Regions from separate parts of the Homo sapiens genome. Here region 2 is linked to region 1. The links are chromatin loops, found by intact Hi-C in ENCODE. Cell type or tissue: B cell. All regions are shown on one strand. Each heading gives the region's core, and the rest is flanking DNA. Links, peaks and the distances in the headings are about the cores only. Region 1 has its middle 120 kb from the start of MIR138-1. Region 2 overlaps LOC124909489 (a long non-coding RNA gene).

Region 1 (2,911 bases), core at 232-2,731:
CGCGGAAGCTGTGCTAGCGCGGCAGTCTCGCCGGCGCCTGGCCCCACCAGCCTTTGCCTTCAGCGTCCTCCGGTGGCATCGTCCGAGATTTGCGGAGCAGAAGCCGAGGACACGAGCAACTCGCTGTGGGCTTGAAGTGACCACGCCTTAGGGCTGTGAAAAGCTGCCCCGTGGTGACTTGGGTACGAGGAGGTTAATAAAGTGCAGAATTAGTCTTGATTTTTACCTAAAATGAAGCTGGTAGTACTGAGCGCTTAAATGACTCCGCTAGGACCCTGGAGGTTGTGGGAGCGGGGTGGGAGAGGGTAAATGCTAGGTTTAGGACAACACAGGATATGTCTAATTTAAGGAAGCTCCCCTTCTCGGGCCACGTTCTCTGTAGCTCTACCCAACTGGAATCGCCTCTGCACCCGGGGTCATCTCCGGCATTATGACACCCAGCGTTGCCCTCTAAACTCCAAGTCCCCGCGGCCACATCCTTCCGTGCCTGCTGGCACCAGCAAGAGTCTCTGCCTGCCCTTTCTCCTTTACATGGACCCTTTTCCTTTCACCCCTAGACCGCAGTGCGACTGGCAGGCACCTCTTCGCCCCCTCCGCGCCCCGCGCCGACGGTGGGAACAGCAGCGACAGCGCGACCGCAGCCTTCTAGTGCCTTCGCCCCCTCCCCCGCGGCCACACCTCACCCACCTCACCCGCCAAACCCCGCACTCCGCCGCCGTCCCTCCCCTGCGCGCTCCCGGCGCCAACCCAGCCAGAAGCGGGTGGAAGCCCGGGTCCATGTGCAGGTGTCCTTGTGCGGGAGTAGGGGAGCTCATAGGTCAGCGATCCGCGACCCTACCCTGCCCTCAGCTCGGGGTCCACCCACGTGGAACCCGCCGGCCCCCGCGGGTACCCAACACCAGTCTCCCGGGCTCGGCTGCCGTTCCCTCGAAGCCCCAGGGCGCTCCCACGGGTCAATGACCACCTCAGTCTTTCCTCAAGCCAGGGTTTGGCCAGTTGGGAAACCTCTTCGTCCCCTGCCCACATCCCCTGGCATCTCCGGACAAAGCCACTCGGCTTCCCGCCCCGGCATCGGGAAAGATGCGCGTGGAGAGCGCCTCCAGGCGCTGGGCCACGGTCCCGGTCCCTGGCCGTGCCTGCTGTGTGCGGAGCTGGGGCGGCGGGTACCGCCTGCGCGGGGCAGGCACCCCACTCGCCGTTCCTCCAGCACGGGCACTCGACCGCCGCGGCGCTGCAGGAAGGAGGCCCCGCCGCGCCGGTTCCTCCACACCCACGTGCCCCTCGTGTGCGCGCCCCCGGCCTGCAGATGCTACAAGGCTGGCGCCGCCTGGATTTCCGGGCGGCCCCACCCTCCGCGGCCGCTACGCCTCGCTCCCTGCATTCAGTCTCCTTGGCGTCTCCGCTGCAGCATCCAAGACCAGGCGCCGCCTCTGCTAGCCGTGCTGCCCAGCACGCCTGAGGGCCGCTGCCGGCAGGCCTCACCTCCCGCCCGGGTCCCCCACTCACCTTTCCTTCTGGACGGTGGGGTTCAAGCTCTGCACTGGGGCTGTTAAGCCACCGCCCACGACCTCCTGTAGGGTGCAGCGGGAGGGCGTTCCCGAGGCGCCAGCACCCTCTTTAAGCCCTTCCCCGGCTTTCTGCACAGCACCTTCATCAGCCGGCCACCCTCCCTGACACTAAGGGAGGCATAGCTCTCGCTCTTGCTCCCGCTTTCTCTCGCTCGTTCTCACACCAACGCCCACCTATACACACACCTGAACACCGAGAGGCCAGGACCGGTATCTCTCTCTTGAACTCTCAATTCCAGCACTGCAGAGCACATCACGTCGCTGACAGCAAAGTGAGGAGGTGGCACCTGTGAACTAGGTGGTTTCTTAAAATTTAAGAAATAGCCTTCTGCCCCTTGGCCTTTGCGTTCTTAAGACGATTGTACTTTATTTTTTAAAAATATATAGCCCAGTAGTATTCACACATTAAAAAATACATATTTAAATGTTTCGAGATAATCATAGATTCACGTGCAGTTGTAAAAAATAATAATAATACAGAGAGATCCTGTGCACCCACCCTTTACCCAGTTTCCCCCAGTGGTAAAAATTCCCAAAACTATGGTGCAATATCACAACCAGGATACTAGCACTGGTATAACCCCACCCATCTTACTGAGATTTCCCGTTTTACTTGTACTCATTTCTCTCTCCTTCAACCTCTGTGTGTGTGTAAATAATTCTATACAATTTTATCACATGTGTAAATTCAACTACCACCACAGTCAAGATGCAGAACCGAACTTATCACAGGATCCCTCTTTTTGCCTTTTATAACCACACCTACCTGGAGGGTGAGTGGCGATCCCTGACTACTACTAATCTACTTTCAATTTTTTCCAATTTTGTCGTTTCAAGAATGTTGTACAGATGAAATTATACAATAATGTAGTATTTTCGGATTGTCTTTATTGACTCAGCATAATTCCCCTGAAATGTATCCAATTATTATGTATTATCAATAGATGATTCTTTTTTATTAGTGGGTAGTATTCATGGGATGGAGGTACCACGACGGTAGATTATTTAACCATTCTCTCATTGAAGGACTTATTGCAGGGTTGTTTCCAGATTTTGGCCGTTGCAAATAAAGCTGCTGTGAACATTCATGTACAGGTTTCTGTGGGAACATAAGTTTTCTCTGGGATAAACGCTCAAGAGGGCAATTGCTGGGTTATGTGGTAAGCACACGTTTAGTTTTGTAAGAACTACCATACTCTTTTCCAGATTGCCTGTGCCATTTTACAATCCCAGCAGCAATGTAGGTGTGATCAATTTTTTTCTTCACACTTGGCAGCATTTGGTGGTGTCACTGTTTTTTTATTTTAGTCATTCGGATAGGTAAGTAATATCTCATTGTGGTT
Region 2 (2,911 bases), core at 241-2,740, 51 kb before region 1:
ATGGAAGTTTATTTCACATGTCAATATTACCTAGTGCCTATGTCTGTGGTGGGGGTAGAGGGACAAGAATTTTCTCTGAAGCAGTCAGAATTCTTTTGATGGAGAACTTGGAACTGGAAGAAGTAGGTCATTGCTTGGCACAGCTGGTTACAGCTCAGCCTGGGGATCCTAAGGTCCCACCTGGCTGGGAGGACTTCCAGGTTCAGGTCAAGTCTATGCATCTTTCAAAGCCTTCTCCTCTCAATATGGTTTTCTCAGGTGTTTTTAGTACAGAAAGGAGAAGGCACTCCTGGTCTACCTGAATCATGGTGCATGTGGAGGCTGTAGTTCTGCCTGCAAAGCAGTTGGGTTTTTGGATTTACAAAGCAAGTGCAAGCAACAAGGGCAGACTTTCCAGGGGCTGAGTCTCAGAACTAAGAGGTCGAACCACCGAAAATGACCTTCACAATCATGAATCTATTGTCTTATTCTCACCCTTTGACAAGGAAAAATACACAGTGAAAAAAACTGGATTATAAAACACTGTTCAACATAATCATAATTTAGTAAACCAAAAATGTATGCAAATACTTATAGAAAGAATACTGAAACAGCAAAATATTAATGGTGGTCCCTTTGACTTTCTCCCTCTGCCATTTTTGGATATAGAATGATAACACTAGCTGTGTTGTACCCCCTTCAGGAAGTTCTTCACTCTATTATGCACATACAGAGGCTAACAATATACGGAAAATGTTACATCTCACACCCTTAGACTTCTGCAGGAAATAACCCAAGGGCTACCAAGTTCACACCAACATACCATACAATGCTGCAAGGAAGATTATCATACTTGATTGTAAAATTGATACTTAGTTTGAAGCCCTCTTAACATTTTCATCCATTCCACCAAAAATTAATCTTCTCTGTTCTATATTAATGGTGACTGGCTAACAAAGGAATCTCTACAATTGATTATAAAATTGATACTTAGTTTGAAACCTCTTAATATTTTCATCCATTCCACCAAAAATTAATCTTTTCTGTTCTATATTAATGGTGACTGGCTAACAAAGGAGTCTCTAAACTTGTTTGAGCACATGACCTCAATGGTAAAAGAGACTAATCATAACACAGACTTACGCATATTTATTCATAAAGTGGGTGCATGTATACTTACATGTTAAGTCCATTATCAAATGTATGAGAATGGAACTGTTCTAGTCCAATGGTCTGTATTTTTCCTGTACCACACTGGGTTATCTTGTGTGTGCCTGACTTTGGAGATCTAGAGTTTAAACACCAGAGAGAAAAAAGTGGCCAGCATAATATGGCTGATGTTAATTTGCTACCTGGGAGGCTTCCTGGGCAGGGATCCAGAAATCTCCACCATTCACCCCCTCGCATGCATAAGGGCTCCACCAGCCAGCACCTTGGAAACCCCCAACCAGATGTGTACAGTGGACTCAACCATCTGCACCTGGCAGGTCACCAGCAGGAACTCATTCTTTCCTGGGCTGAAAGTCCCTTCCCACAGAGAGGCTCAGGGTGGCTGTGACTGGGGACTTCACAGTTGGCTGAGGGCCAAGGAACCTCTGCGAATGAAGCACTTCCCTATTTTTTCATATGGTTTGTCTAGAAGATGACTAAATAGAAAAGCTTTGGTGATTCTTCTTTTTCTGCTCAGCACTCAAATATAAACAGTGGTCAGAGTAATAATAATCATAGGTTTTGGAATGTTTTCATAAAAATTTGATGTCAATTAGGACATTCAGGAAAGCTAAAAACACCTCGGTGTAATGCCACATCCAGATTTGCCTTTAAAATCGTGAATAAAAAATGCTGAGAATCTGCATGGTTTTCTAGTTCCTCCAAACAAGTTCTGAGTGACAGGGGATAGCTCATTAAGTTCAATTCTGGGGAGATTAGAAGTTTAAAAAATAATCAACCCTAAACTAATGTGACTCCAAAACCAAGTCTCATAAAATGTCTGTTAACCTTCAATTCCATCTTTGCCAAGTAGAAGCTCTAAGAGTGTCTGGGGTTCCCAGCACCTCATCTAACATCCAGTGCTAGCAGAAAGCAAGAACACAGTCCCTCTGCTGAAGAATGAATGAGCAAACGAATGATCACTTGATAGCCTGGAGTTCATTATTGAGGTACAGACGTAAGCCTATATGTTCTAGTGGTTTGTTTTAGAGGCTTTATTTATTTATTTATTTTTACTAGATGCTGGAAAGACAGATGAAAGTAATGATGCCTTCTAACTTCAAAGAGCTCACAGACCAGTGAGAAAAAAAGAAGGTGAGCAGAGAACATCAACCTAGGGTGCTCTCACGAGGGTCTGAACACGTTGCAGGAGGTTGTGGAGGAATGCTTAACATGGGTGCAGAAAGGTTTCGGTGGGGGCCTGGCCCTTGGGGCCAGGTAGTGATGGGTGAGGGAACTGGTCAGCCTGTGCAGCTGGGGCTGGAGGGCCATTCCCAGCACAGCAATCAGCTCGTGGGGTGCACAGAAGCACAGTGTGACTGGGAAGGGTGACAAGTCCAAAGTGCTTAGGCCCAAAGGAAAAGGTTGCCTGCCTGGGAAGCACCACGCAAGCTAAGGCATTTTCATTCTACCCTGCAGGCAGTGAGGAAACTAGAGGTGGTTTTAAGTAGGACACAGAGTCTCCTTCCTTACTTTTTTTTTTTTTTGAGATGGAGTCTCGCTCTGTCGCCCAGGCTGGAGTGCAGTGGCCAGATCTCAGGTCACTGCAAGCTCCGCCTCCTGGGTTCACGCCGTTCTCCTGCCTCAGCCTCCAGAGCAGCTGGGACTACAGGTACCCACCACCACGCCCAGCTAATTTTTTGTATTTTTAGTAGAGACGGGGTTTCAGTAGAGACGGGGCTTCACCGTGTTAGCCAGGATGGTCTCAATCTCCTGACCTAAC

What was found. A loop is a pair of places that touch in the nucleus more often than their neighbours do. Peaks named below come from ENCODE experiments on the same cell type or tissue, not always from the same donor. Only the 100,000 strongest peaks of a DNase experiment are listed, where the experiment ranks them.
Region 2: a loop joins it to region 1, with 5 times the contacts of the local background. A loop is called at or near these places in 5 of 110 quality-filtered maps.

Annotation. Positions count from the first base shown.
Region 1 is chr3:43,993,610-43,996,520 of GRCh38, reverse strand. No RefSeq gene overlaps it. Among named protein-coding and RNA genes, the nearest start is that of MIR138-1, 120 kb to the left of the region's middle. RefSeq lists a silencer at 1,096-1,295. In B cell, for the core only: no CTCF peak of the experiment used is centred there; DNase peaks (open chromatin) are centred at 330 and 1,270; H3K4me3 peaks cover 1,599 bases; H3K27me3 peaks cover 2,441 bases.
Region 2 is chr3:44,044,639-44,047,549 of GRCh38, reverse strand. The region is part of intron 2 of LOC124909489 (a long non-coding RNA gene); the gene reads right to left. Among named protein-coding and RNA genes, the nearest start is that of MIR138-1, 68 kb to the left of the region's middle. RefSeq lists an enhancer at 1,328-1,567. In B cell, for the core only: no CTCF peak of the experiment used is centred there; a DNase peak (open chromatin) is centred at 1,499; H3K4me3 peaks cover 479 bases; H3K27ac peaks cover 1,780 bases.